Linked DNA regions of Homo sapiens: region 1 is linked to region 2. The links are chromatin loops, found by intact Hi-C in ENCODE. Cell type or tissue: gastrocnemius medialis. All regions are shown on one strand. Links, peaks and the distances in the headings refer to the core of each region. The heading gives the core; the rest is flanking DNA.

Region 1 (17,292 bases), core at 5,207-13,206, 190 kb after region 2:
CGCCATTGCACTCCAGCCTGGGCAACAGAGTGAGACTCTGTCTCAAAAAAAATAAATAAATAAAATAAAATTGATTTTAACAGAATAAAAATAACTTTATTTATTTATTTATAGAGATGGGGGGGGTCTCACTATGTTGCCCAGACTGGTTTTGAACTCCTGGGCTCAAGTGATCTCTCTGCCTCGGCCTCCCAAAGTGCTGGGATTACAGCCATTAGCCACCATGTTTGGCTGATCACCATCATTTAGTAAACATTTACAGTGTCCCCGACATTCTGCTAAGCATTTTTCATGTATTACGTTATTTAATATTCATAAAACACTGTGAGATGGATACCATTGTTATCCTCATTTTAAGATGAGGAAACTGAGGTCCAAGGAGGTTAAATAATTTTCCAAAGCTCACACAGTCAGTAAGAGATAGAGCCAGTATTTGAAAACAGGTATGTTTTCCTGAATCCATGGCCTTAACAATTAAACTATACTTCCTCAAATAAACCTAGGTGAACATCTTTCCTTTGAAAACATATTTCTTCCCACCTGAGTTGTTTATTGCTCTCTTAGCACGACGAAAAATGTGACAAAGGTTTCCCCCTAGATCTCCGTAGCGGCTGCCTGCAACAATACTTTAAGGATTCTGAATCATATTTGGGCTAAGGAAAACGTAGTGATCAATTAGCAAAGGCTGCAGTGGGCTTTCGGAGTATAAATCTATTGATTACGGAGGGGAAGGGACCACAAGTAAGAGTCTTAGAATTTTAATTTTCAAAGATGTATCAATAGAATGATTTTATGAGTTAGGACCACAAGTATGAAGAAGTCATAGGTGTCATTTAAGATATTCCTGAAAGTTATATTGTCCTTAGTGTTCATCAAGCAAAATAGAAAAGCATTTTCATATCTTAGGACCCCACTGAGTTTAAGGTATTTCAAGTTTAATGGAAAATAATTTATGTATACACAAATCCTGTCAAGTTTAAAAGTCTTTGCTGTAAATGACAAACCTATGCACATATATTAAGAGCTGAAGAAACACAAAATGCAAGCAAATGAGCAAACTGGTTTGAAGTTGGCTTCGAATTACAGCTACTTGAGAATAGACAGAGAATTGGGTGATACAGATTAAAGGACAACCTTCTTTCAAGTGTCAAAGCCCAAAACACACTGTTTATAAAAAGAAGCTCAGGATGACAGTGGAGTAGAGAGAAGAATCACTAAGCATCTCCGGAGCTGTAGGTCTCAAGTCTGGACAAAATTTCTAGTTCTAAATGACTTTCATTAATTGGGGTGAGAGGGCAACCTCAGTTAACTAGTACAGTAATCATCTTCATTGAATATTCATTTTTTAAAACCCCAGAAAGATTTAGAACTATGTGTAGAAAATTTTCAGAGAATCAAAACTAATGCATTAATATTAGACATTTGTACTGTGCTAGTTAAGAGACAGTCTTGTAATTCTAATTTAAAATGTGTAATTGTGTAAATAATTTATACTTTTGGCCAGGCACGGTGGCTATCACCTGCAATCCCAGCACTTTCCGAGGCCAAGGTGGGCGGATCATTTGAGGTCAGGAGTTTGAAACCAGCCCGGCCAACGAAGCAAAACCCCATCTCTACTAAAAATTAAAAAAAAAATTGCCAGACATGGTGTCGCACACCTGTGATCCTAGGTGTTCAGGAGCCTGAGGCATTAGAATCTCTTGAAACTGGGAGGCAGAGGTTGCAATGAGCAGAGATTGTGCCACTGCACTCCAGCCTGGGAGACAGAGTGAGACCCTGCCTCCAAAAAATAAAAAATTAAAAAAAATTTATACTTTTGATTTTAAGTTGAAATCTCACTAAATTTATGGGCAGCATTAACATATTTCAGAGCGTTTTCATTTATGCACATGTACATGCACAGCAGTTAAGCATTTAAGAACTCATTTAGTTCATAAAAGCAAAATATTTAAAAAGAAAACAAATATATTAAACTTATAAAATCTAGCCTATTAAAGTGATGTGATGTTTTAGAAAGATTATTTAGCTTTAGCTAACTAGATTTGTAAATGAAACAATATTATTATATCTTCTCAAAAGTGATGGATAGACTGGGCATGGTGGCTCACATCTGTAATCCCAGCGCTTTGGGAGGTCAAGGAGGACGGATCACCTGAGGTTGGGAGTTCAAGACCAGCCTGACCAACACGGAGAAACCCCATCTCTACTAAAAATACAAAATTAGCTGGGGCGTGGTGGCGCATGTCTGTAATCCCAGCTACTCGGGAGGCTGAGGCAGGAGAATCGCTTGAACCCAGGAGGCAGAGGTTGCGGTGAGCTGAGATTGCACCATTGCACTCCAGCCTGGGCAACGAGAGTGAAACTCTGTCTCAAAAAAAAAAAAAAGTGATGGATAAACTTTGCCAGAAAAAATAATAATAATTAGATGTTTAAGCTGAATTTAAAAGTTTTAAAAATTATGCTTATGAATGTATAATTATAATAAATTTAATACCTATTGTGTATTCCAAAGTAAACCTCTGAACAACGTTTTCCGCATACAAAAGCCTCCACAGCACCCTAAACCTTCCACGCATAGGGAGCATCTCTTGCTTCTGATTTGATTCCACCAGCATCCTGAGATAACTAAGACTCTGTGGCCAATCTTTAGGGGATTTCAATTCAATTCATCTCAACACCCCTTTATTGAGCACCTTTTCTGGGCCCAGCACAGTGTTAGCACTGGCTATTCAACAAAGAAGAAGATCCAGAGTGTTGCCTGCATAGAACCTATAGTTTCGGGGAAGACAGGCAAGTAAACAGTTATGCTAGTGGCGGTTTACCACATTATTTCCCATGGTGGTGGGATGGGTTGAGCACCTCTTCATACCAGCTCATTCTTGCCGATGCCATCTTGCCATTGTTGGTCTATGATAGTTTTTGTTGGTGGCACCATGAAACTATTCAAGAAGCCAGATATTATTTCTTTCATTGGTTGAAGAAGCTGTGTCTCCACCTGCATAAAGGATTTCTTAGGGTCAAAGTTGCATTCGCTACACAGAATGGCTGTTGTTTCTCCCATTTTTCTCATCAGGTGAATAGTCCCACCTTCACCCCAATCATGCAGATTAGGAGATTTGACTCCTCATTAACTCCACCATCCTCCAAGCTCTACTAAGTCTATTTCCACCATTACACCATGGTCATTTCCTGTCAGAGACAAATGGAGATTATCATAATTCAACATATAGATCAAGTCTCCAGTTACATTCATAGATCTTTGCTTGTATGCAATTTGCATCCTGGGACATATTTCCAAGCATACTTTCTCAAGTAGAAGATCTAGAGAGTCACATCCAAATGAATTTTATGTAAATGTCCTAAATCTCCAACAGCATGTTAAAAATTCTACAGTTTGCATGTCATCTTGAGCCCTCCACACAGGACCTTGGCCATGTCCCATGAAGTTTGGGTCTGCTCTATAATCTCAATAAGAGAATTCTAATTTTTTTCCAGAAAGCTCCTGAAGATGGAGAAGTTTGAGAGATGGTATCAAAGATATCATGATACCTCTTATACCTTCCTATATGGGATTAAGAACTTTTCCACAAAGATCCTTCTAATCCTAAGGGCTATGTGGATCGGCTGTCTGAACCTTCCAGGCTAACAACACAGAGCAAATATTTTTAAGCTGAAGCTAGGACAACCAACTTGAAAAAATGCTTGACAGCATTTACAAAAAGCTCAGTGTGACCCAGCAATTCTACTTCCAGGTTTATACCCAACAGAAATGCATTCTTATGCTCATGAGAAGACAAATAACAGCATTACTCACGACATCAAAAACTGAAAATAATTCAATTTTATCACAATGTATAGTGGATAACTATGGTGTATTCATGTAAGAGAATATTAAATAGCAATGAGAATGAATGATATGGATGAATCTCACAAAACTAATGCTAAGCAAAAGTTGCCAGACACAGAAGGAACATACTATATGATTCCATCTTATGAAGAACAAAACAGGAAAAGTTAACTTTAGCTATTTTAAGTCATAATATTCTGTTTCTCTCTCTAGAGGCTGGTTATATCAATTATTGTGTTTGTAAAAATTAATTGAACTGTACGCGTATTATATACTCACACTTTTCCACATGTATGTTACTCTCTACTAACATTTTAAATTGGAACAACAAACTATTTTAGATATAAAAAAGCAATTTTCAAAATATAATATTTTCTTCAAAATAATATGGGAAGCTGGGAACTTGGCAGACTATAAATTAAACAATATTGGCTATGAGTTGACAGTTATTAAAGCTGGATGATGGGTCATTATACTCACAGAAAAAAGTGTCATTATACTATTCTTATATTAAAACTTTTGGTACTAAAAATACCAAAGCAAGGGAAAAACCTTCTTTTCCATCCCATGCTAATTATGACTGGAAAGAGATCGTCCTGAGGAAAGAAAATCACCTTTTCCCTCTTTCTCTTAGTGTGAACCTTTGGAAAAGCATAATTTAGTAAATGTCCTTTTATCCAATATAAGATAGTCCCTAATCAAAAACATCTGTTACCCTGATTGTTTTACCACACCTACTTTGACATTTATTTTTGCAATTTGAATGTATTTATGCATCCGACCTAGAGTTTTTTTTAGACAGAGTTTCACTCCTGTCACCCAGGCTGGAGTGCAGTGGTGTGATCTTGGCTCACTGCAAATCCCACCTCACCGGTTCAAGCAATTCTCCTGTCTCAGCCTCCTGAGTAGCTGGGATTACAGGTGCCCGCCACCACGCTTGGCTAATTCTTGTATTTTTAGCAGAGATGGGGTTTCACCATGTTGGCCAGGCTGGTCTCAAACTCCTGACCTCAGGTGATCCACCCGCCTTGGCCTCCCAAACTGCTGGGATTACAGGCATGAGCCACTGCTCTTGGCCTCAACCTAGTTTTTATAGAAATAACTCTCCACATTTATATTTCATCTGTTTACTTAATATTTAATTAAATTCCAACAACAAAAATAACTGGCATAAACAGGTTTGGGAACAAATAATACTCTTGATAAGCCTATAACTGACTCAACTGGTAGGAGAAGAAAGCCAGTACACTTAAGAGTAGCCCAGAATGCTAGTGGCGTCAGTCAGTCACTATGTTTTTTTAGAGAGAGTAAAGGGAGGTGGTTAATTTTGTCATTCAGTTAAGTGGAGGAGGCTAAAGATAGTTAAAATAGTAGTTTATTTCTATTATTTCTTGACTACTTACTGTGAGTCGAGTGCTCTCCTGAGCATTTTGCATATATTATTTAATGCTTATATTCTGCATGCATAATTCCATTTCATCCTTACCATATCCTTGAAAAATTAACATCATCTTTTCATAGATGGTAAAAACACGTTTCAGAGAAATTGGGTAATTTGCCCAAATATGTACATGTTTCAGACGTAGAGGAACCAGAATTTGAACCTGGGTTGTCTGTTTCCAATGCCCACTCCTTACCCCTGTGCTGTACCATTTCCTATGCTCAGCCACGAAAGCTGGGAAGAAATAAGATGCCTGCCCAGTACCTAAACTAGGAGAACTCCATTTGACGGCAAATGTCCTCCAGGTGTAAGTTTCAATGGCTCAGATCATCATTAGAGCTTATGAAATGGGTGATGGGGCTAGAGACTGGAGAAAGCCAAATCCCCTGCTTCATCTTTTCTTAGGAAACTGACTCTGGAAGGAGAAAAAAACACTTGCAAGGATGATGTCATAAATAATAGCAGTGAGGCACTCTCAGCAAGAAAATTTACTTTCTTTAATGAATTTGTGTGGGTATCTTCAGACTTTTACATGTCAGACTCTTTTATCCTCAACTGTCTTGGTTATATCATTAATACAGTCCAGTTGCCCTCTTCTGAGGAAGAGAGGAAAACATACCTCAGATCTTAACCAGATGCTTTGAATTTGCTCATGGAATATAAAATGGGAAATTTCTTTAGAAAATTAGACAGGTCATTTGCAACCCTGTTACATGTCAGAATCTCCAGGGCAACTTTTACTAAACACCCATGTTGAAGCTTCACTGCCTTGCCCAAGCCCATATTCTGATTTAATTGGCATGGAGTGGGGCGGGGCTCTGGCACAACTATTTTTAAATTAATATTCTCCTAAAGGGGAGAAAACGTGCAGCCCAGAGTTGCAACCACAGCTCTCAACAGTCAGACTTTTTTAAAAAATAAATTTTATTCTAAATATTTAAGGTAAACAACATGACGTCATGAGATACATATAGACAATAAAATGGTTACTATAGGGAGCAAATTACCATACCCATCATCTCACATAATTACCCCCTTTGGTGTGTGTGGCAAGAGCAGCTAACATCTGCTCATTTAGCAAAAATCCTAAATACAGTATTACTAACTCTATTCCACATATTGCACATTAGATCTCTAGACTTATTCAGCCTACACATTGGCAACTTTTTCCCCTTGACCTACATCTCCCTATTTCTTCCCCTACTCCCTCAGTAACCACTCCCCTTCCACCTGATAACCAGTGCTTTATTCTCTATCATCATATATTCTTTAAAAAATTTTTTTTCCTGTGTCTGGCTTATTTCGCTTAGCATAACGTTCTCCAGATTCATCCATGTTATGGCAAATGGCAGGATATCCTTCTTTATTTAAGGCTGAATGATGTTCCACTGTATAGATTTATCACAGTGTCTTTATCTATTCATTTGTCAATGGACTCTTAGGTTGTTTCCATATCTTGCTATTGTGACTAATGCTACAATGAACATGGTAGTGCACATATCTTTACAAAGCGGTGATTTCATTTTTGGGGGGTATATACCCAGAAGGAGGATTTCTAGGTCATGTGGTAGTACTATTTTTAGTTTCTTTAGGAACCTTCATTCTGCTTTTTTTATATGGCTACACCAATCTGTATTCCCACCAGCAGTGTAAAAGGGTTCCCTCTCCTACACACCCTCACCAACATTTGTTATCTCTTATCTTTTTTATGATAGCCCATCCTAGCTGGTGTGAGGCGACACAGTGGTTTCGATTAGTGATGTTGAGCACATTTTCATATACCTGTCGCCCATTTTTATGTCTCTTTTGGAGAAATGTCTATTAAATCCTTTACCCATTTTAGACTTTTAAGGGCTGAATAGCTGTAGCTGATTGGTCCAGAGGAATGATTCCCACAGATGTAGCTCGCTTTATGCAATAGGGGTATTTCGAAAAGGCCACTGTAAATATAACACCATCAAACCCAATAACTTTATAATTTCAAAAGGCCTATTCTTCATTTGTGGCTGCTCATTGACACGTCAGCTTTTTTGTCAAGTTGCTAATGATCTAAAACCATCAACATTAAATACACTAAGAAAGCTGATATAAAAGGAATTCTGCACTGAACAGTTTTATGGTTACTTTTAACAGCCTAATACCAAGCTGAGCATTGTATCATATTCTGTTTATAAGTCATACTAAAAATCAGTTTTCTCTCCCATTTCCTACCAAAGTTACCATATATCTTTCGTTTAAAATCTCAAGGTACAGTAAGGTGAAATTTTAGTGTTATATCAGACAGAGAATGAACAAGCAGATTTTTTTAAAACCCAAAGTTGTAGCTAAAAAAGAAAATGTGAAAAACACCTGTAAAACAATAAAATAAAAAAAAAAGAAAATGTGTTTGCATAAATAAGGGAGCAAATAATTCTACATTATTTAATTTCTTAAATGGAAAATTCACCACTTATTTTTTTCCCAATAACAATATCATGATGTTCTTGGAGCACAGGGGTCAACCTAAATGAGAACAAAAACAAAGATATTTGTTGTTTTATTGGGCCATATCACCTAATTGTTTATGAAATATTCTTCTATAATGGACTCTAACCTTAAATGCTCTATCTGGGGTTGAAAGGGAAAGAAGAGGAGGGGAAGAAGATCTGGATTTTTTTTTTTTTTGAGATGGAGTCTCTCTCTGTTGCCCAGGCTGGAGTGGGGCAATCTCAGCTCACTGCAACCTCCGCCTCCCGGGTTCAAGAGATTCTCCTGCCTCAGCCTCCCTAGTGGCTGGGATTACAGGTGCACACCACCATGCCCGGATAATTTTTGTAGAGTCAGGGTTTCACCACATTGGCCAAGCTGGTCTCGAACTCCTAACCTCAAGTAATCCCCCCTCCTTGGCCTCCCAAAGTGCTGGGATTACAGGCATGAGCCACTGCACCCGACCAGATCTGGATTTTTTTAAAAGAACTATACTTTTGCAGGCTATGGTGATGATAAGCAAATCCCATATGTGGTGGTACAAAATCTTCCCCAGAGGACTCAAAGAATTTTCACACATGGCATAGTTGGCCAAATGTATAATAAATTTGTTATTTTTTCCTTTCCAAACATACCCAAAAGCTCGTCTTTCTTATCTACTCCGAGAAAGCCTCACATGCTTGAAATGTTCTTTGAGACAAGAACTCTGTCAGGACATATCCATATTTATAGAAAGGGCAGGCTGGGTGTGACGGCTCATGCCTGTAATCCCAGCCCTTTGGGAGGCTAAGGTGGGAGGATCACTTGAGCCTGGGAATTCAAGACCAGCCTGGGCAACATAGCGTGTAACATCTCTACATTAAAAAAAAAAAAAAATTAGCTGGCCATGGTGGCATGTGCCTACAGTCCCAGCTTCTTGGGAAGCTGAGGCAGGGGGATTGCTTGAGCCCAGGAGGTTGAGGCTGCAGTGAGCTATGATTGAACCACTGCAATCCAGCCTGGGTGACAGAGCTAGACCCTGTCTCAAAAATTAATCCACAAGTAAAATAAAAAATAAAGAATATTAAACTCTTACACTCAGCCTTTCTTTTTTAAAGAAAACTAACACCTGCACATAGAGAACAACACAAAACAAACTGATGTGTTATCACGTTTTTCCCACTTAGAGTCTGCAGTTCCTGCCTTCCTCCATGGCCATTTTAATGCACATATTTATAGTTTTAATGAAATGGACATTATGTATATATTCATCCCATCAACTTCACATATTCAAGAGTAATTTTCTTAATATAATTGACTAAAACCACTCTCAACACAAAACCTTAAAGTCCTTGCAACTCTGCAGTCCCCTCTATAAACGGAGTAAATTCAGCCAAAATATGAGTCTGATATTTTTAAGAGAAAGAAGTCATTCTGCAGATGCAGAAAACCAATTTTCTCCTCTAGAATTTCCTGGTTTCTAAAGACAGAGAAAGAGAGACACTGGTTGAGAGGCCCTCCTATGGGGGAAGATTCTTCATCCCAAAATAAACTCTTCCTGCTCAAGTTAGAGCCTCGGGCTTAAAGTATCAGCATCCTGGAACTAGAACAATACAAACATGGGATAAGGGGAATGAGAGAGGAGCATTTGTATGTGATGTGGTCATTGCCGTGTTAGTGCAGGCTCACTGACATGTTGGGAATGCAATGAAGTTAGAGGGGATTTTAGTCCATCATAAAGGAAGACTAGGTGCCATCTACTGGTGAGGAAACTGAAAATAAAACATACTTTGCATTTTTCCAACAAAATTCAGTCTCTTCAGACAATGCAGTCTGCAAGATATATGGATATTTATAGGATATGCAAATGATCATCCTGTGGTCATGATAAGTTGGAAAGGCTGCTTAACCCATTCGCCAGCCTGATTTGGAAACTTATTTTTCCATTTCTAAAAATTTACTTTACAAATCTCTGTGCACAAAGTGGTAAAGTTATGTAAAAGGATGTTCACTGTGGCACTGTTTGCAATTGCTAAAAAAAGCCCAAAGTCCAGTAATGAGAGTTTGATTAAATATATTATACATATTTGCTGTACATTAAAATGGTACATACAAAGGAACATATGCACTGGGCATGGTGGCTCACGCCTGTAATCCCAGCACTTTGAGAGGCCAAAGCAGGAGGACTGCTTGAGCTCAGGAATTTAAGACCAGCCTGGGCAACATGGTGATACCCCATTTCAACAACAACAACAACAAAAAAAAAATTAGCCAGGTGAGGTGGCATGTGTCTGTCGCCCCAGCTACTTGGGAGGTTGAGGTAGGATGATCATTTGAGCCTGGAAGCTTGAGGCTGCAGTGAGCTGCAATAGCACCACTGCACTCCAGCCTGGGCAACAAAGTGAGCCCCTTTCTCAAAATAAATAAATAAATAAATAAATAAATAAAATAAAAAATTAAATTAAATTAAAAAAAAGAAAAAAAACTTCCCTCTCCCAAACAAAGGAGCATATAACCATCAAAATGATAAGAATTATACATATTGACATGGAGTAATGTGTTTGAGATACATTGAGGGAAACAAGCAAATTGCAAAACAGCATTATAATAACATCCTGTAATATAACAGTATTATGATAGAGTCCAGGATTATAATAGAACCCATAAAGTTATTACTATAGTTAATAATAATATGGAGGATTACTTATTAACTTGGTAACAGTTTTTATTTTTTATACCGTGTACCACTTGTAACCAGGATAAAAAAGAAACTGACAAAAGTAATTTTAAAAAGAAAATGAAAAGTTTTAGAAGTTTTATCTATATAACATTTTATTATTTAAATTTGCTGTATTTCTAAAGTAAAAATGGCCTATACTCTTCTAAAAACTTTAGTTTGTACAAACACTTCCTCTTCTAGGAATTTATTCTACAAAAAGCACTTGCAAAAGATGGCAAAGATTATGTAAAATCACGTAGATGTAGACAAGATATAGAAAAGCTATAGAAATTTTAAAATCCCATGCAATATAGAAAAGAAAAAATAAATCATCTGAAATTCCATTACCCATGCATTCAATGTCATTGGTGTATTTCCTTCCTTTCTGTCAATCTCACACCGTTCTATACACATGTATTTCATGTGCTGTTTTCTGTGTTGTTTTAACTCTAGAGACTGACCCGTTTTATAATGTCCTCTCTTTCATCTCCTCTATTGCATCTTGATGTCACTTGAAACAAAACATTTGCAGTTTTACCTTCCTATCTCAACACTTTCTCTTTGTTAGCCTTGTTTAAATATTGTTTACATGTCGCCAAGGATAAATCTCCAGCATCTTCCAAAATAGAGACCAAGGAAACGATCAGATTTCTTTAATGCTCAACTCAGTGCAATAACTTGGCTAATGGAATAAATACACGCTGAACAGTGGCACACTTGCCTTATGAAGAAAGGGCTGGCTGAGAATATCACAATTCTTGCAAAGTCCGACAAATTACAAAAATAAGATCCTTTGGTGAAAGGAAAGCCGCTGATCGGGTTCAAATCCAAGTGAAGAACAGCGTAAGCCACAAGGAAAGCTTATTTGGAAGAGAAGCACCTGATATGTCCGCCTTCTATATATTTCCCTATAACTGGCAGAGAAACTCCTACTGGATTTGGAAAAGTAAAAATAAGGAGTTTATGCAACTTTGAGTGTTGACAGAAAAATTTATCCAAGTGCTTTGCTTGCCTAAGAGGGGAGGAGAGAACAATTGGGTTGACAATGATGACAGGTCCGAGACTTGTGGGTTTAGTTACGTGAGGCCCTACTGTATTACACTTCAGGGTTATTTTGAGATGGTCACGAGAGAGCACTTGAACCCTGAACAAAGAACCTCTCTTGCCTTATCCTATTACAGATGACAGTGAAGTGTTTTAAGTGCCCGGAGTCTGATGCAACTGCAAAACCCCAACCAAAAGGCAAGTGAATGGGGGGTCTTCCATTCTCTTGCTTTGCTTTCCTCTTTAAAAGCCTCTTTGTTCCAAAACTCATGTTTCGCCCTGTTTTTCTGCGGCATTTATAATGGTCTGCCTAAGGAGACATTAGACAGGACTGGTGACATGTTCAGAGTGGGCGTCTGAATTAGCTGGTGACAGGTACAGTAAGAAAATCTTAATAACTCCAGTTACACTTGGTTTTAGCCAACTTTGTCCTCAGAGCAAAAGGAAAACTAGCATTACCAAGAACACATGCCCAAAGCCAGCTTTCCTTGCAGATAAGCAATTCAGGAATATTCAAGCCTTCAAGCCTTTCCTATGACAGAGACAGTAGAATAAATTTAAAATACTAATAAAGAGAAAGCCACTCCTTAAAAAATAATAAACAAGCCACACTATACTTTGTTGGACAATATTTACATCCCTCCAAGTTCAACATTACTTGGTAGCCACTCTGGAAAATATCTCTGTGGCAAGTTAAGACATCGATCCCAAGTCCTGTCTTAGATTAGCACCAGTTAACTGGAGTCTTCCTCCCTTTCCTTCCATTTACATGAACTTGACTAAGATCCCAAATGAATAAGGATCTTTCATCTCAGCACCAGACTTCCAGAGCAGTTATAAATATAGGCTCAAACTGCCTCACTCATGGGGTTAGGTTTTAACTTCTGACATACGAAGTGCTAATGGTTTCAGTGAATACCTGGCCAAAAATCTGCAGTGCTGTCTTTGCTCGTCATATATTATGATTCTATTATCCCAGCTAGTAACAGCTCAGTCAAATGAAAATTTCTCCCAGCCCCTTTGTTGTTGTTTTTTTTCTCACTCCCTTTAGATTTAGTTACAATGCTCAAGCTCTATATCATCAGAAGGTTTAATAGAAGAAAGAAACCATTCTTAACTCTCCAACTCAAGGTGAATGTGATAATGTCACTGGTACAATGATTTATCAAGTACAGCAGTCCTATGTGGTAGGTATTAATGTCCTCATTTTACGGATGAGGAAATTCAGGAATAAACGTTTAAGTAGTTTGCCCAAGGTCACAGAGCTGGGAAGTAAGGTGGAGGTGAGATTTGACTCTAGATTGTCAGGCTGCAAACCTATATTCCAAACCTCAGAGAAAATAAGTTCGCTAACACCCTGGTCTTTCATCTTCTCTGCTCCTCACAACAATAAGCTTGTTCATGCATTTCGAGCAAAATCTGGTAATGTGTTTCTTCTCAATTTGATTATTCAGTAACTCACTTTCACATGTGACCCTTAAAAATTTAAGCAATAACATCTACTCCAAAGATGTCAAATCACCTTATATTCACGGATAGAATTAATTTTGCAACTGTGAAAATTCTACCACATGCGTAACATCCAACAGACATATCAATAGAGTAGAGGTGGTATTTTAAGTTACAATCAGGTTGTTGAGTCATCCCTTCCTCCCCTCCACCCTGGCAAACCCCCCTGCTGCTATTCCTTTCATGTGCCTTTCCACTCCTAATTTGGTTGTCTCCCCTTAATTTGACTATGACACATTCTTTCCTACAGGTTGCCAAACATCCTTGTTATGGGACTCAAGAAAAAGCCACGTAAAAGGAAAGAAAGCTTTCCTTTCCTCTCTGGCCTGTCAAAGGGCATTCTCCCCGCACCCAGACTCCTAAAGAGGAAGGATTCTTGCTTATGGAAGGAAAGCTAGGTGAGCCTAAAGAAAAAGTTGGGGATGGAGGTAGTAGGAGTTAGAGTGAAAGGAAAACATTCTGGGAATGGATGTTAGACGTTTGGAGATGCTGGAGAAAGGTTTGCAACTGCAGAGTGCAAAGGAGGTAGATGAGACAGGAGAGAGGATTTTAATAAGTGCTGCAGTGAAATATGCATTTGGGTTTTTTTTTTTGAAATTTCTTTGAGAGATGCAAGCAAAAGTGGAAGACTTTTATAATTTTTTTTCTGTTGACTTTTGCTTCTTGTTTTTTTGTTTTGTTTTGTGTTTGAGACAGAGTCTCACTCTGTCACCCAGGCTGGTGTGTAGTGGTGCAATCTCAGCTCCCTGTAGCCTCCGCCTCCCAGGTTCAAGCGATTCTTGCCCCAGCCTACCAAGCAGCTGGGACTGCAGGTGTGCACCACCACACCCGGCTACTTTTTGTATTTTCAGTAGGCATGCGGTTTCGCCATGTTGGCCAGGCTAGTCTCAAACTCCTGGCCTCAAATGATCTGTCCGCCTCAGCCTCCCAAAGTGCTGGAATTACAGGCGTGAGCCACCGCGCCCGGCCAACTTTAGCTTCTTTAAATGCAACTCTGTGCAGAGATGGGTATGTACGGAACTTCCCCCTTCTAGATTTATTATTGTTACATCTTTGTCCACACTTCACATCCCTAGGCAAAGATCAAGGAGAAGACTGTTTCTGGAAGAGGCAGAGGGAACAGACAACGCGAAGTCCCTAAATGGGAACAAGTTTGAGTTATTGGAGGAAGTCGGTGTGAGTGGAGTTTAGGGGAAGGCAGGGAGTTACAAAATGAGGTTGGAGTGATGGGCAGAGGTTAGATCCTGCAGCACTCTGAAGTTCAGGAAAGATTTCAGAGTCTATTCTAAGTGTAGGGGAAAATAAATGACTTAAAACCTTCCATTGGAAGGTTTTAAGAAGAGGAGTAGTGTTATGAACCAAATGTGTATGTCTCCCCAAAATTCATATGTTGAAATCCTAACCTCCAATGTGATGGTGTTAGGAGGTGGGTCTTTCAGGGGTGATTAGGTCATGAGGGTAGAGCCTCATGAATGGGATTAGTGCCCTTATGACAAGAGACAGGAGAGCTTGCCGTCCTTCCGCACTCCAGCATGTGAAGATTCAAGAAGATGGCCATCTGTAAAACCAGGAAGTGGATCCTCACCAAATACTGGATTGGCCAAGCACCTTGATCTTGAACTTCTCAGCCTTCAGAACTGTGAGAAATAAATTTATGTTGTTTGTAAGCCACCAGTTTATGGAAATTTGTCATAACAGCACAAACTGAGACAAATGGAATGATTTATTTTATTTTTTAAGAGTTTCTGGGCCAGGTGCAGTAGTTCAGGTCTGTAATTCCAGCACTTTGGGAGGCCAAGGTAGGAACACTGCTTGAGCTCAAGAGTTTGAGACCAGCCTGGGCAACATGGTGAAACCCCGTCTCTACAAAAAAAAAAAAATACAAAAACTAGCCAGCCGTGGTGGCACACACCTGTGGCCCCAGCTACTGGGGAGGCTGAGGTGGAAGTGTTGCTTGAGCCTGGGAGGTTGAGGCTGCAGTGAGCCATGATTATGCCACTGCACTCCAGCCTAGGCAAGAGCAAGACTTTTAAAAAAATAAGTAAATAAATAAGACTTGGTTTGGGCACGGTAGCTCACGCCTGTAATACCAGCACTTTGGGAGGCCGAGGTGGGCAGATCACCTGAGGCCCGGAGTTCAAGACCAGCCTCACCAACATGGAGTAACCCCATCTCTACTAAAAATACAAAAATTAGCCGGACGTGGTGGTGCATGCCTGTAATCCCAGCTAACAAACATGCCTATAACAAACATCCCAGATAACATGCCTGTAATCCTAACTAACAAAGAGGCTGAGGTGGGAGAATCACTTGAACCCAGGAGGTGAAGGTTGCGGTGAGCCAAGATCGCACCATTGCACTCCAACCTGGGCATCAAGAGCAAAACTCCGTCTCAAAAAAAAAAAAAAAAAAAGACTTTCTGGTTGCTGTTGCTGTGATGAGATTGGATTTATGGGGCAGGTGGCAGCAGAATCAGGGAGATCAGCTAACAGGTTTTTACATCTGTCTAGCTGGCTTGGATGATACTGGTGGCAAGGGGATGGACAGATGTGTAATATTTGGGATATGCTTTGGAGATTAGAGTTTACAGGGTTTGCTGATGAATTAATGTAGGGAGGTGGGGGAAAAAGAAGAAATCAAGGACCTCATAAATTTTTAGCATGAGTCTCTGGATGTGTGATATTGCCATTTATTGAGATGGGGGAGACAGAAGAGGGAGCAGATTTGGGGAAAAAAAGTAAAAAGTTCTGTTTTGGACATGCTGTTTGGGATGCCTGGTACAGACATCCACGTGGAGAGATTAAGTAGGCAGTTGACTGTTTGAATCTAGAGTTCATTCAGGGAAGAGTTCAGGGCTGGAGGTATTGATTTGAGAGTCATTGGCATATCAATTGAACCACAGGTCCAGATGAGATGTCCTAAAATTCTGCTGCTACAGAAGACAGCGGGCCCAGGAACAAACTCTGAGACTCCAAATTTACAGGCAGACCAGAGTTAGTAAAGGGGACTGAGGAGTAGAGGCTTGAGAGCTAAAAAGAAAACAAGTAGAGTATGATAGCAGGGAAGCTGAAAAGAAGAAAAGTTTTAAAAGAAAGAAAGCCAAAGGTACCAAATGCTGTTGAGGGATGAAAATAACACTAGAGAAATGACTGCTGAATTTGGCATGATGGAAGTCACCAGTGACTTTGGTGAGTCCTAGTGGATAGGAGGAAAGGAAACCAAATTGAAGTGACTTGAGACGGAGGTGAGGAAGTGGAAGCATCAGCTTCCAATGACTCAAGACACTGTCATGTGTGAAGGAGAGGCAGCTCAAAGACAATGCTCAAGACAGGCTTTGTTTTGCTTTTACATGAAAGATTCTAGAGAATGTTTTCATGCTGATGGCAATGATCAACAGCTTTATTTAATCCTCACAATAAACTCCTGATGAAGGTATTATTAAATGCATGCTCATTTTATAGATGAGGAAACTGTAGGCCAGAGAGGTCAAGCATTTTCCTGAAAGTTGGTTCAGCTGTTAAGTGGTGGAGCCAAGATTCTAAATCTGAGCATTACAGAAATAGCAATGTCAGCCGGGCATGATGGCTCATGCCTGTAATCTCAGCACTTTGGGAGGCCGAGGCGGGCAGATCATCTGAGATCAGGAGTTCAAGACCAGCCTGGCCAAAAATTAGCGGGGCATGGTGGCAGGTGCCTGTAATCCCAGCTACTCAGGAGGCTGAGGAGGAGAATTGCTTGAACCCAGGAGGCGGAGGTTGCAGTGAGCCAAGATTGCGCCACTGCACTCCAGCCTGGGGGGGCAGAGCGAGACTCCATCTCAAAAAAGAAAAGAAATAAATAAATTACAAATTACAATGCAATTTCTATAATGCTCAGATTTAGAATCTTGGCTCCATCACTTACCAGCAGAGTTATTATAATTACAATGTAATTTCTGTAATTAACAGGGCTAATCAAACAATAGGGGCTTAATAAAAAATGTATAGTTAAATATGCAGTCAATTCACTTATGAATAACATGGAGAAAAAGGAAAGCATAAAAAGGGAAGAAAAAAGAAAATATCAGAGTAGCATATATTACTATGTTTGAGCTCATGGAAAGCAGAGATTAAATTAGGTGAAGTTATTATCATAGTTATTTTTATGTTTCTTGTAACTAGAACCCTCTGGGTGACATTTGAGCATGACCTAGGTTTATACTTAATTCTGTGTTATAATTGGTTGTGCACTACTGAGATACTGGATTCAATTATCCTTGGATGTCACTAAGTGATTTTTTTCCCCTGT
Region 2 (14,856 bases), core at 186-8,185:
AGCCACGAGTGGGTGTTAGGCTGGGAGAAAAGAGAGTGAAGGAGGAACTATGTCCTCAGCATTTTAGGAAGTATCTTGTGCCTTGCACATGAGGCATTTACAGATTGTCTAGTGAAGGACTGCAGTGTTCTTGACTATGTTTATTTCCTCAGTTTCCCCCATTTTCTTTCCTTTCCTTTCTTTTTTTTTTTTTTTTGAGATGGAGTTTCGCTCTTTTTCCCAAGCTGGAGTGCAATGGCGTGATCTCGGCTCACTGCAGTCTTTGCCTCCCAGGTTCAAGAGATTCTCCTGTCTCAGCCTCCTGAGTGGCTGGGATTACAGGCATGTGCCAGCATGCCTGGCCAATTTTTTGTATTTTTAGTGGAGACGGGGTTTCACCATGTTAGCCAGGCTGGTCTCGAACTCCTGACTTAAGGTGATCCGCCCGCCTCGGCCTCCCAAAGTGCTGGGATTACAGGCGTGAGCCACTGTGCCTGGCCTCTGGCCTCTTTCCTTTTTTTTTTTTTTTTTTTTTAAATTTACAAAAGCATTATAGGCTAGTAGTAAAAATTGCAAACAATTCAAAAATATACAGTAAATAAAGGAAAGTTCTTCCTTCTTCAGTCTCCTTCCCGGAGATAATTGCTGTTAATAGTTTGATGGGTATTCTTCCAGTATTTTTCTATAGCTATGCAAACATACCTATATGTATGTATAGTTATATATAGAGAAATATATGTATAGTGTAAATTTACATATATTTCCCTGCAGTTGCCTTTTGATGTAGTAGGATGTGGGCAAATGCCATTATTTATTTATTTATTTATACCCATGCCAGTGCCATTATTCTTTTTAATGGCTGCAGGTTAGTTATTTCCAATGTTTTGTGATTACAAATAGTGTTGCAGTGAATTCTCTTGTACATATATCTTACATTTCAGTGAGTTTTAGTTCTGCAGGTAGAATTACTAGCTTAGCAGGTATAAACTTTAAATATGTCTTTCTGAAATGTTGCACCACTTCATATTTCCACAAACAGTATACAACAGTGCTTGTTTCACTGCAGTCTAACCAACACCAGTTAATATCAGTCTCCTTACATTTTTATTTTTATCAGTTTGAGAAGCAAAAATATTTCTGTAAAGTGTTTGAATGCTTTGCCAATTTTCTTTGCCTATTTAGTTCTGCCACTGACTGGTTTTGATTTTATAATATTAAAACTATTATAAGATGAAACCAAATTTGTTTCTAGTCCTTGCGCTTAAAACTCAAGGACTTGCACATTTGATATCACCTGCAGAAATAGCTTGATATTGAAAGTACTATCAAATGTATATGTACATAAATTTTCTAAATGTTGCATTGAATTAGCTTTGACATCTCACAGTCAGTGACCAGTCCTTGAAGAATACCCTCCATATGTGACTGTTGTTATGTAGATCTCCATCGTACAGCTGTTGTTCTCAAACCAACATTGGTGATACTTGCACTGAAATCCAGTTGAGTCCTGCTAAGTCCAGTTTAGATCCTTAAAGTGACCCGTTAACATGTATTTCATTTGCTCCTAATGAAGAGTTCGTGACTAGTTATTACCACATTATATAAAATGTCTTGTAACAAAGTACACTTGTGCACTAAACATAATGCTGAGTTACATGTAGAATTCTCTTTTCAGGAAGAAGAGTCATTGAAGACACAATTGGCATACTTCACTGATAGCAAAAATACTGGGAGGCAACTAAAAGATACATTTGCAGATTCCCTCAGATATGTAAATAAAATTCTAAATAGCAAGTTTGGATTCACATCGCGGAAAGTCCCTGCTCACATGCCTCACATGATTGACCGGATTGTTATGCAAGAACTGCAAGATATGTAAGTCTTGCTCGTGTTTGAGTTGTTTGCTTGTGTTCAGAACTAAGGCTACTTGAAATGTGCATATTTACCATGCTAAATTTATAGCTCTAATATTTGATGACTAATATGTTAAAGGTATTATCTAAGTGAGAAAGAAAAAAGTCCATCTCTGCAAATGTTAGATACGGTACATACTTTGAATATCCAGAGTTTGTAATATGTTATATTTGGACAGGTTCCCTGAAGAATTTGACAAGACGTCATTTCACAAAGTGCGCCATTCTGAGGATATGCAGTTTGCCTTCTCTTATTTTTATTATCTCATGAGTGCAGTGCAGCCACTGAATATATCTCAAGTCTTTGATGAAGTTGATACAGATCAATCTGGTGTCTTGTCTGACAGAGAAATCCGAACACTGGCTACCAGAATTCACGAACTGCCGTTAAGTTTGCAGGTGTTGTATTGTCTTATTCTAAACTTTTTGATGTTTTAAATGAGAATTTAATTCTGGTCAGGCGCAGTGGCTCACACCTGTAATCCCAGCACTTTGGGATGCTGAGGCAGCTGAGCTCAGGAGTTCGAGACCAACCTGGGCAACACGGTGAAACCCCGTCTCTACTAAAAATACAAAAAATTAGCCGGATGTGGTGGCATGCGCCTGTCATTCCAGCTACTTGGGAGGCTGAGACAGGAGAAACGCTTCACCCTGGGAGGTGGAGGTTGCAGTGAGCCAAGATTGCGCCACTGCACTCCAGCCTGGGCAACAGAGTGAGACTCTGTCTCAAAAAAAAAAAAAAAAGAAAAGAAAATTTTAATTCTGACCATGTCTCTTTTTCCCCTACGTATTTTAATTTATTGCAAGTAAAAATAATTCTTAATATTTACTGTGGGTATTCATAGCTAGTCTGTTTTAGTGCTAGAATTATAACCAAATTTGGGGTTTGTATTTTATGAAATTACTTTTTGCAGGTTTTCAGTAGGGATTGATCTTGTATTGTCTGGAAAAGAGCCAGACCATACCTGCATATGAGATTCTTGTGGTATATTCATTCTAGGACTTCAGGTGTGGCTAGCTGGAGATCTCAGCTAGCCCCTCCTTCATGGCATCCTCTAGTCCCAGGAGTAGGAAACTCACTAATGGAGGTGCCCAGATGAATCTAGCTGCAGGGCATGATTTCTCCTGAGCCCTGGACCACCTTGTGTAAATGGGTATCTCAGAGGCCAGAATGTTCTTTGAGATGAAGATGAAATATTTTTGTTGGCATTGTCTCATTCTGCTCTTCTTAGAGTGCCTTTATCTTAAGAATCATATAGTCAGACTCTCTTTGAAGATAGCATTTAAACCATTTTTGGAAGCTTTCACTTAATTTTTATTTTTAAAACCACAGTCATTACTTACAATGCGCATAACAGATTTATCATCTTTTTCTTTGTTAGGATTTGACAGGTCTGGAACACATGCTAATAAATTGCTCAAAAATGCTTCCTGCTGATATCACGCAGCTAAATAATATTCCACCAACTCAGGAATCCTACTATGATCCCAACCTGGTAAGTGGAATGGGTTACTTTTATGTACAACAGAAAGTACATCCTTATCAAGTGTTACTTACAGCATTTCTGTATAGCACTTCAGAACTAGCAGCAGGCTCTATGGTTTTATATGTCTTTGTTGCAAAACAGTAGCACAGGTAATCCGAATCATTCATAGCTTGCTTTGGAATCTTACTGTTCACCCCATAGATGCGTAATTTGGATTTGTTGCTTATATTCCATAAGCGGATGTCCTGTTTACTAAGGGTGACAGAAAATAGCCCCAGAGTATTCTCATTGGCCAGAGAGAACAATCCTGAGGTTTAACCATCAAGGAAATATTCATCACATGGAATATCATCGTTCATCAAAGCTGAATTGCTTTAATGCTGGCACTTACTCCATTTTACCAGTAGGGGCAGTGGGTGATTAACACACGACTGCATTGGAATGTCATTTGGCTGAAATAATTGAAAGAGTATAGATTATAAGAGACATTTTAGTTTCAGAGAGGTTATAATGTGAAGAAAATCATAGAATTGATGAAATGAATATAATACAGCCATTAATCTGCTATTTTCTGTTAATTTTTTACTGATAAATGGAAAAATTCTTTTTTTTTTTTTTTAAGCTTTATTTTCAGGGCTCTTTTTCACAAAGTAATCTTTTTTTTTTTTTTTTTTTTGAGACGGAGTCTCGCTCTTTCACCCAGGCCGGAGTGCAGTGGCGCTATCTTGGCTCACTGCAAGCTCCGCCTTCCGGGTTCACGCCATTCTCCTGCCTCAGCCTCCTGAGTAGCTGGGACTACAGGCGCCCGCCACCACGCCCGGCTAATTTTTTGTATTTTTAGTAGAGACGGGGTTTCACCGTGTTAGCCAGGATGGTCTCAATCTCCTGACCTTGTGATACGCCTGCCTTAGCATCCCAAAGTGCCGGGATTACAGGCGTGAGCCACTGCACCCAGCGAAAAATTCTTATATAATAAAATTAGGTGGAGAAAATAATGGGTACTACCATATAGACAGTATGAGTTGAACTATAAAAATCCTCCAAGTACATATACAACACACATACCCCAAAAGACAACAGAAATGACAGTAGGTTAAATCACAGGTAGTTTTTAATATCCTTTTTGTACACTAGAGTTTTTCATATTTTCTACAATGAGTAGATTTTGCTTTCATAATCAGAATGAAGTGGTATTTTTAAAAAATTACGATCTTGCAAATCTTCAAGCCATGTATAAATAATGACTGCAGATAGGACACCTCCTCCCTCATGAGGAGACACAGTGTGACAAGTGGCAGCCATTGGTGAAAGAGGTCAGCATAGCAGCCATCAGAGCACATAGTATGAGTGTTGCCTATCACGTGTAGATTAGTTTAGCATATGGCATGGGTTAGTATATGGATATGTGCCACTTAAAAGCCAATTCTCTAAATGTGCTAAGACTTAACATTACCAAATTAATAAAGTTGAGATAAATAGAGGAGTAAGACCTGGTATCAGCCTTAAAGGAACTTGCTCTAGTGGGATTAGCAGATAGGAATCAGCAGGTCAAGAATGAGACTAGGGCTGGGCACGGTGGCACGTGCCTATAGTCTCAACACTTTGGGAGGCCAAGGTGGGCGGATCACCTGAGGTCAGGAATTCAAGACCAGCCTGGCCAACATGGTGAAACCCCTTCTATACTAAAAAATACAAAAATTGGCCGGGTGCGATGGCTCATGCCTTTAATCCCAGCACTTTGGGAGGCCAAGGCGGGCGGATCACTTGAGGTCAGGAGTTCGAGACCAGCCTAGCTAACATGGTGAAACCCTGTATCTACTAAAAATACAAAAATGAGTTGGGTGTGGTGGCGGGTTCCTGTAATCCCAGCTACTCGGGAAACTGAGACAGGAGAATCACTTGAACCCGAGAGGTGGAAGTTGCAGTAAGCTGAGATCGCGCCACTGCACTCCAGCCTGGGCGATAGAGTGAGACTCCGTCTCAAAAAAAAAAAAAAAAAAATGAGACTATGAGACTATTTGTGGGTCGGGAATTCACCAGACGCCTCACACAGAGCTGGTACGCAGTCAGGCTGATAACAGAAGAGCAGCTCGTCTGTGTACTTCAGCAGTTTATTTGGGGTTTTTGCCATGATCCAATAGGATAAAGTACTTCAGGTTTGGTTTGTGAAAAATGCATTATAAACTCTATTATATAAATGGTAGTAATTGTTTGCCAGTATGTTCTTAAAGATGAAAAAGATGTATATGTAGTCACAGTTGGTGTTTTTCTTACCTCCAGAGAGCATAGAATCAAAGTTAAAAATCAGAACTAAGATTAGGACTAAATTGCCCTAGTTTCAGCTCTGATGTGATATCTGATCTACTTATATTTTCTCATAGCCACCGGTCACTAAAAGTCTAGTAACAAACTGTAAACCAGTAACTGACAAAATCCACAAAGCATATAAGGACAAAAACAAATATAGGTAAGTAGTACACGCATACTCCCTTTGTTTAGTATAAGAGTAATCACAAAGGTCTGGCTTTTTTATAATTCTACAATATTTTGTCTATTAAGCACTGTTCTAAAATTTATATGAGATTGTTTGCTGTAGTAGTATTAAAAGTTTAAGTTATTTTGTGGATGTTGAGTCCACTACGGTTTTAAAAAATGTATTTTCTATTGAAGTTTTATTTTTTATATCCATGTAATTATTTAAACTCTTCAAATATGTTTTGATAATTAGGTTTGAAATCATGGGAGAAGAAGAAATCGCTTTTAAAATGATTCGTACCAACGTTTCTCATGTGGTTGGCCAGTTGGATGACATAAGAAAAAACCCTAGGTACTGATTTTTATATATAATTTTTAATTATGCAAATAAACCTGAATAAAAGGACTGGAAAGAAGGGAGTAGCTTATTTCTGTATGGAACAGACCAAAAGGCCTAACAGTGCAGGCAGTGTTGGAGCTGGTGGTTGAGTGAGAGATAGGAGTTGCAAGTTGAGATAGGGTCCCCCATGCAGAGGGATGAGCCTGAACTTCGAAGAACTGGGTTCTATTAATAACAAGCTGTTCAGAGAGACCCAGGGACAGATCGCATTGTGGGGAGGTGAGGCCAGGCAGCTGGGACATTCTAGAAATGCCTTTTTAGAATTATGGCATTTCTAAAAAGGTACTTCCAGAACAGTTGTTTAGATGGAATTCAAAGTAAAGTTCAGATTAGCTTTTGAGGAAAAAGGAATGCTACCGTAAATGTGAACCTTAATCCAGTATACTCCAGCCATCCTTTGGGGATGAATAAATTTTCAGGTTTACCTAAGTCTTAACAATTTCTTTACTAGCCCCTTAACTGTTACTTTAGCAGGTTTGATAAAATGTGCTAAAAATATGCATTTTTGAGTTTTTAACTTTAGTGGGAAGTAGATGTTTCATCAACTTCTTTGGAAAATAAAGACACTGGCATATAAACTATATTTTTTTGAGACAGGATCTCACTCTGTTGTCCAAGCTGGAATGCAGTAATGCAAACATGGCTCACTGTAGCCTCGACCTCGTGGGCTCAAGCAATCCTCCCACCTCAGCCTCCTGACTAGTGGAACCACAGACATGAGCTGCTGCACCCAGCTAAAATGGAGTATTTTTAATTTCTGGGTCTTTTAAATGCATTTGGAGGTCTTTAGTTTTACCTCACTGAAATTAGGATTTTAATTATAAATAATCAAAGATGTGAACCTTACAGACATTTTAAAGCCATTATATTTTTTCTATAAACCCTGTTCTCGTTTGGAGGAGAAAGAAATTGGAATTTTCAAAAAAAATAAAAATACCTTTAACACCTATTTAGTGTCTTTAGTAATCCAGTAAAATACTTGATTTTTTACAAAATGTTTCCCACAAGCCAAGCAAACCATAAGCTACAATAATAATTACCTAGCGTACAGCCCTCTTTGCATATGCTGTTCCCTCCACTTGAAGTGTACTGTTTAATTTCTTAAAATAACTTTAGCTTTTAAGAACCAATTTTGATGGGAGTACAGACTTCCCCCATTTTCTTGATGAGTTCTCTCCGTCATGTGTAGTAATAATGTGAGAATTTGCAGTTTTTAGTTGTAGCCTATACTTTTAGGTCTTTGTGCCAATTTGAAAGTTATTGGGTTAGAGTATTCATAGACATTTTCATGGTACTTAAAGGGACAGGGGTTTAGTAAAAAGACACATGGCAAGCCAGGCTTTTTCCACAGTTTGCCAGGCCCAGCTGCCTCTTGTGTACCTGAACAGATTTTATCATTAACCCTTGTTTATGTTGTTTTGTTTTATTTCGACGAAGGCTTATTTTAAGTCAGGCATGGAAAACTAGACTTCAGACTGACTTCAGCTTTAAGGACATGTTTATCCCGTTAACAGGGAGTCTGGGATAGACAATCTCCAGGCTTTGTTTTTCTCTGAATTTCTTAGCTCTGCTTGTGATGGCTTCATCATCAGGCCACAGACCATTAACACATTCTAGAACTTTAACATTGGTTAAATAATACCATCTAATAGCCTGTCTTCAGCATTTCCCCAGTTGCCTCCAAATGCCCTTCATAGCTGTTCTCTGCCTCTGTTTGTTTTTAATCCAAGATACACTCAAGGCTCATATATTAGGTTGACATAGCTCTTTAGTATCCTTTAATTTAAAGCAGTCTCCAGGTTTAGAGAAAGATGAATGAGCTTTCACATACCCCTCACTTGTCTTCTTCAGAAGTGTAGGCTACAACTAAAACTTCCTTCTTCAGAAGGAAGACAAGTGATTTATATTTATTTACTTCCATTTCTATTTGACCTTGTTTCATCTAAACACACCCACTCCACCACTGCTACCTGATTAATATTAAGTGAATCTCAAACATTGTATCATTTTAGCTCCACGTTTTTTGTATGTATCTCCAAAATATAAAGATTCTTAAAAATATAACCACAATACCATTATCACCCTAAAAAAATCAATAATGATTCCTTAATATGACCAACTACTTTGTCAATGTACACCTTTCACTCCTCTTAACTTTCATAAAGACTTATGTGTTTTTTTGGTTTTTAAGTTTGTTGGTTTGAAGTTAAATCTATGGGTTTTCCCTCCATCTCTCTTTTTTTAACCGTATAATTTTTTGCATGTGTATATGAATAAATCTGATTATAGATTCTATAGCTATCTTACACTTTGTCCCTCTCTGATTGAATCCTAGTTAACAAGTTTCTATGTCTCTTGTATTTCCCATAAATTGGTAGTTGGATCTGAAGGCTTTATCAGGTTTGTTTGATTTTTTTTTTTTTTAATTTTGGCGAATCTACTTCAAAAGTATTGGCCTACCTACAAGCCACTTTAATGGGCCCTTAGTTTAGTGACCTTTGCCTTGAAAGGAACTTGAAACAAGCAAGGAAGCACCACTGTAATCTGCTTTTTTGCCAGAACTGTAGCATCTTACAGCTTGGTTAGAGACATAGTAAGCAGAAATTATCAAATTCATATAATCTGTAGCTATAAGGCACTGTCTCTCTCTCTCAATTATTTACATGATTTTTCTTTGTAATATAACTATCATTTCAGAGAACTTGGTTTTGATTTTTTTTTTTTAATCTTTTTGAGACAGAGTCTCGCTTTATCACCCAGGCTGGAGTGCAGTGGTGCAATCTAAAGATTGCTGACTGCAACCTCTGCCTCCCGAGTTCAGCAATTCTAGTGCCTCAGCCTCTCGAGTAGCTGGGATTACAGGCATGCCACCACACCCGGCTAATTTTTTTGTATTTTTAGTAAAGACAGGGTTTCACCATGTTGGCTAGGCTGGTCTCAAATTTTTGACCTCAAGTAATCAGCCTACCTTGATCTCCCAAAGTGCTGGGATTACAGGCATGAGCCACCATGCATGGCCTTCAGAGAACTTGGTTTTAGGTACTTACGGATTGTCTTTCTTTTTTTTCCTCACTGCAGCCTCTCCCTCCCAGGTTCAAGCGATTCTCCTACCTCAGCTTCCTGAAGAGCTGGGACCACAGGCACGTGCCACCACATCTGGCTAATTTTCATATTTGTAGTAGAGATAGGTTTCGCCATGTTGGTCAAGCTGGTCTCAAACTCCTGACCTCAGGTGATCTGCCCACCTCTGCCTCCCAAAGTGCTGGGATTACAGGTGTGAGCCGCCATGCCTGGCCACTGATTGTCTTTGCTAGCTGCCAACAAAATATTCTAGTCAGTTAACTACATTTATTGAACAATTAATTCAGGACACTCTAAAAGGAAGTCATTAAATTAATTTACTCCCATAGCTAAAAGGCCATCTACCCTAGTTCTCTTGTTTTATACGTGAGGAATATCTAAAGAAAAATTTTATAGAATATCATTCCCCCAGAGAATCATATCAGCAAATATACCAACTTGGGACATAAGTCCATTTAAAATATATTTGGAATCCACATCCTTGTTTTGTTAGGTCAGGATTATCCATATGTAACTAATAACCCTGGCTCTCTGTTATTTCAGGAAGTTTGTTTGCCTGAATGACAACATTGACCACAATCATAAAGATGCTCAGACAGTGAAGGCTGTTCTCAGGGACTTCTATGAATCCATGTTCCCCATACCTTCCCAATTTGAACTGCCAAGAGAGTATCGAAACCGTTTCCTTCATATGCATGAGCTGCAGGAATGGTAAATTCTCATGTTTTATATATGCATGTGTGTGGGTGAGTGTATACATGCATATGTATCTATATGTTAGTGATGAAATGTTTTTTTTATGAAATTTCTCTTTTTATTTTTTTTTTTTGAGACGGAGTTTTGTTCTTGTTGCCCAAGCTGGAGTGCAATGGCGCAACCTCAGCTCACTGCAACCTCCGCCTCCTGGGTACAATGATTCTTCTGCCTCAGCCTCCTGAGTAGCTGGGATTACAGGCATATGCCACGAAGCCCAGCTAATTTTTTGTATTTTTAGTAGAAACAGAGTTTCACCATGTTAGCCAGGCTGGTCTAGAACTCCTGACCTCAGGTGATCCGCCCGCCTCAGCCTCCCAAAGTGCTGGGATTACAGGTGTGAGCCACCATGCTCGGCCAAAATTTCTTTAACGTGTTATTTGCTCTTTAATTTCTTTGTAAAATGTATAGTTATAATTTTTATTGCGTTTAATATTTGAAAGACATTTATTTGCATTTTAAGGGATTTGAAAAAATGTGTAACTGGGTTCTTTCAGTCTAGTTGGAACTTCATTTATTCAACTGTTTGTTGACCAATGTGTAAGTGAAGGGATTGTTTAGTATAAAATGAGAGGTACATGAGGTCGGTATGTGCTGAGCTGATAGTGAAAGACTTTGGGGAAAATGAATTAAACTAAGTCCTGAAGGCAGAATCTCAGAAGTGGTGAGAAGGGAACAATGAGCAAAAGCTTGGAGGTGGGAATGATCAGGGCAATTTGGGGGCTAGCCCAGCTTAGTTGGAGAATTCATACTGAAATAGTGGAGTGTAAACCTGGAAAGGTATTAGGAGCCATTTCATTCAGTACTTCAACAACCAGACTATCTGGTTAGCCTTTATAACCAACCAGGAAACTTTATAATGAGTAAAGGATTAGGTTAAGCAGTTTGTTTTGTTTTGTTTTGTTTTGAGACAGTCTTGCTCTGTCACCCAGGCTGGAGTGCAGTGGCATGATGTCTACTCACTGCAACCTCCACCTCCTGGGTTCAAGCGATTCTCATGCCTCAGCCTCCCGAGTAGCTGGAATTACAGGCATATGCCACCATGCCCAGCTAATTTTTGTTATTTTTAGTAGAGACAGGGTTTTGCCAGGTTGGCCAGGCTGGTCTCAAACTCCTTGGCTCAAGCGATCCTCCCGCCTCAGGCTCCCAAAGTACTGGGATTACAGGCCTGAGCCACCGTATCCGGCCCTAATTTTCATTCTTATATTTGTTAAATCAGCTAATTTATTGAGTATCTACTGTGGGAATAATCACTAGCAATATTGCGTGTTTAAGTAACAATACCTTACTAAGGCCTTTTTTTTTTTTTTAACTTAACTGTAACATGGTACTTGACTAAGAGCTTTTCATGCACATTCTCATTTAACTATTCTAACAACTCTGTAGTAGGTCCATTTTATCCTCAGCACAGCAACAGGAAGTAACTTGCATAAGGCATCTCAGCTCCTGAATGGGGGAGCCCGCGTATGAACCTGGACAGCCCATTCCCCAGATTCTGGCCTACAACACCTACTAAGTGTGCTTCATCATCATCACTGCCGTCAGAGTAGCTACCCTTTTTCTTGAGAACCTGTTGTACGCCAAACACTGTACTGGGCAAGATATTTACTCTCTACAATTAAAAGTATTGTTATTGCCATGTTGCAGATGAGAACATAGTAATGTGAGTTGAGTAACTTGCTCCAGCTGAAGTAGCTGGCAAGTGGCTGATCCAGCCTGACTCCCAGTCCTCTGCACATTCCACTATATTCCAAAGCTGCTTTATAAGTTTTCTTCATCTTTCATTCTACTGCCATTGCCAACATTTAATTATAAAGATAATTTTATCTTTCAGTTTAGGAAGATTTTTGACCCTTTGCTTGCCTCTCTGTGCCAGGTGCTAGGAATACTAAGATGAAAGGCATGTGGTACCAGGCCTTGAGATGCTCACAGTCTATCCAGGGAGACAGATACCAGGCAAATTGTGATACAGTATATTGAGGGCGGCAATAAGAGTTCAGTGCAGCTGGTGTACGTAGGAAGGACCAGCTGATTCTGTTACAGGAAGGTGACATTTGGACTTGATTTTGAATTATGAAAATGACACTTCCATGTAAGAAAGAGCATTCCTGGTAGAAGAAATGGCATGTGCAAAGGCACAGAGGTGTAAGAGAGTCCTGTGTCGAGAAAAAAGATTGTGAAAGGCTGTATTTGAATTAGACTTTTTTCTTTTGAGAATGGACCCCCAGGAGAGATTTTTTTTTTAGATGTTTGTCATGATCAGACTTCATGATTTGAGATGATAACTAGTATTAGTGGGGAGGTTGGAGTGGTGAAGAAGTTACTTAGAGTGGGGCAGGGTTGCCTGGGAACTGGAGGCAGGGAGACAAGTATATAAGCATTTCACTAGTCCTAGAAACAGTCAGTCAGGTGTGAACCAAGGATACAGCCTAGGCAATAAAGAAAAAGCAATAGACGAACTGGGAGACACTTTAAAAGGGAAATTGGCAGACCCTGGCACTAGAACTCCTCGGTATCTTGGAGTTGGGCAAATGAGACAATTAGGATGAATATTGCTGCTATCTTTATGTTTTTATTTTCATAAGGAGAAGTTATTACTGAATCATGGGTCTTGTCTCCCAGAAATGGCAAGGAATGGCTTCTCACCGTTTTCACTTTCCCTTAACTCAGAGGAAAAAGATCTTTAGGTGGTTCTAAGTGTTAACTCCCCAAATTCAATTTGTGACTAAATTTACCCTCAAGGGTCCATTTGAATAAGAAAGAAGTGGGCTTAAAAGTAATTTGAGAGGACCTTGATTTCTGTGCTGTACAAATGGTGTGAATCAGGTGTGGGTGCTCTTGCAGTCATTCCCCTGCCCTGGAGGTTGCTTGCTCCTCATCCTGCTTAGTTCTGCATTGTCTCTCACTGCACTGACACTAGACATTAGTTGACAGAGCTGGTTATGATCCTATTAACAGAAGTGGGAAATACAGGGGGAAGAGCTGTGTGTGGGCGAGTGCCGTTTTGGATGTGTGACTTGAGGTAGAGACGCCCAAACAGTGGAAAATGAGAATCTGTAACTCAGCACAGAGGCCAGAGTTTGGTAGTTACTAGCATATCTTCCAAACCTATGGTAAGCATTTTTATTTAATCTTCGTAACCAATTGTTCATTATTTCCAAATTACAGATGAGGAAATGGCTGTACTGCCTCTTTTTATCCTCAGTATTCTCTTGGCTCCAGGTCCAGTTGATTCTACCTCAGGAATGTCTCTTCTGTTGCTTATTTCTTTTCATTGTCACTGCTTCCTTTCATGCCTGGACTAAAACTAAACTGCCTGCCTTCCTTGTTTGTCCATCCTTCAAATGGCCAACATGTTTACCCTGATTATGTCACACATACCCCCACCTGTCTGTTTCATCCACTTTCCCACTAGAGTGTTCTGTCCAGACCCCACGGTGTGGTTTTGCAAAGCAGCTGCAGTTCATACCCTCTCGCCTTCACCTGGCTTAGTTCCCCCCATGCTGCCGCATGGATTCACTCCACTCAGTCCTGTAGGGCCCAGCTGGCCACCGTGCCACTCTACTGCTCCTTCTCTTTCTCATCCATATGCTTCCTGTCCCCTTCAAGGCTTACAGGAAATGCCACCATCTCTGTGGCACTGTCCTCATTTCTCTAAGTTTTTCACATGACTTTGCTTTTGATAATGCATATTTCTGTGTCTTATGTGATGGCAAGTCATCAGTCAGCATGTCAGCAACGCCTCAGTTTTCTAAACACTTAAAAGCAGGGACTTCATCTTGTTCATCTCTCCATATACGCAGGAAGTATTTATCAAGAAACTGAGTGAATAAATAAGTATGAGTGAATAAAAATGAATGAAAGAGTGGTTTTGTTTAAGTGCCAGAAGTAATTTTCTTTTGAAGTCCTCTCTCCTGCCTGGATAACTTCACTAATTCAAGTATAATATTTACTATGACATAATAAAAAATCTGAACTCGTGTTGGAAATGTATATTGTGTGAGCATTTTAGAATTGCAAGACAATGTTTTTGTGTTTCCCAACATTGTTTTTATAGAACTAGTATATAAATAATGCTTAACTAATGGTAGTGAAACCATATACAGAAGTACATAGTTGCTTTCTTCTCTCTGCACAGGAGGGCTTATCGAGACAAATTGAAGTTTTGGACCCATTGTGTACTAGCAACATTGATTATGTTTACTATATTCTCATTTTTTGCTGAGCAGGTAAGTTTTATATATTTTATGTGGGTATTAAATGGTATTTCTTGGTATACTAGCATCTGAATGTTTTAGAAAATGATACACATTTACAATCAAAATTTTAACTTCTCTTATTGTCTTATAGCTCATATGTGAATATGTTAAATATGTTTCACAATATTCAGGCAGCAAATATAACAGTCTTTTATTCATTTCTCTTCTAAATCCATTACCAGTATTCTTTTTATCTGGAACTCAACAGATTAACTTGTAGATATCAGGCTAAAACCAAGTAGCTCTAAGTATTTATAACCAAAAAACCATCTAGAATCCTTATCTAATGTTAATTTTCTATGGGTCTCCAATTTTCTTCCTCTCTTTCACGCTTCCTTGAGTGAGCACAGTGTCTTCAGACATCCCACGGTTCCGTTGTGTTGTCCCACTCACACCAGTAGCTCCCATTTATCTTTCTTTCAATCGCTAGGAGTTCTCCCTCCTCTCTCCTCCTTCCTCCTCTCCTTGTCAGCCCCTCTACACCTGGGCTTTCCTCTGCATGCATGTAC

The links. A loop is a pair of places that touch in the nucleus more often than their neighbours do. Peaks named below come from ENCODE experiments on the same cell type or tissue, not always from the same donor. Only the 100,000 strongest peaks of a DNase experiment are listed, where the experiment ranks them.
Region 1: a loop joins it to region 2, with 5 times the contacts of the local background. A loop is called at or near these places in 37 of 110 quality-filtered maps.

What each region holds. Positions count from the first base shown.
Region 1 is chr12:101,562,387-101,579,678 of GRCh38, reverse strand. No RefSeq gene overlaps it. Among named protein-coding and RNA genes, the nearest start is that of MYBPC1, 24 kb to the left of the region's middle. RefSeq lists an enhancer at 13,034-13,328. In gastrocnemius medialis, for the core only: a CTCF peak has its summit at 9,495 (motif pointing left); a DNase peak (open chromatin) is centred at 11,548; H3K4me3 peaks cover 1,614 bases; H3K27ac peaks cover 7,471 bases.
Region 2 is chr12:101,748,562-101,763,417 of GRCh38, reverse strand. GNPTAB (N-acetylglucosamine-1-phosphate transferase subunits alpha and beta) reads left to right here. Exons shown (of 21, transcript NM_024312.5): 14 at 1,655-1,854; 15 at 2,072-2,291; 16 at 3,275-3,388; 17 at 5,761-5,846; 18 at 6,108-6,206; 19 at 9,879-10,046; 20 at 14,227-14,317. Among named protein-coding and RNA genes, the nearest start is that of SYCP3, 17 kb to the right of the region's middle. In gastrocnemius medialis, for the core only: a CTCF peak has its summit at 3,786; no DNase peak of the experiment used is centred there.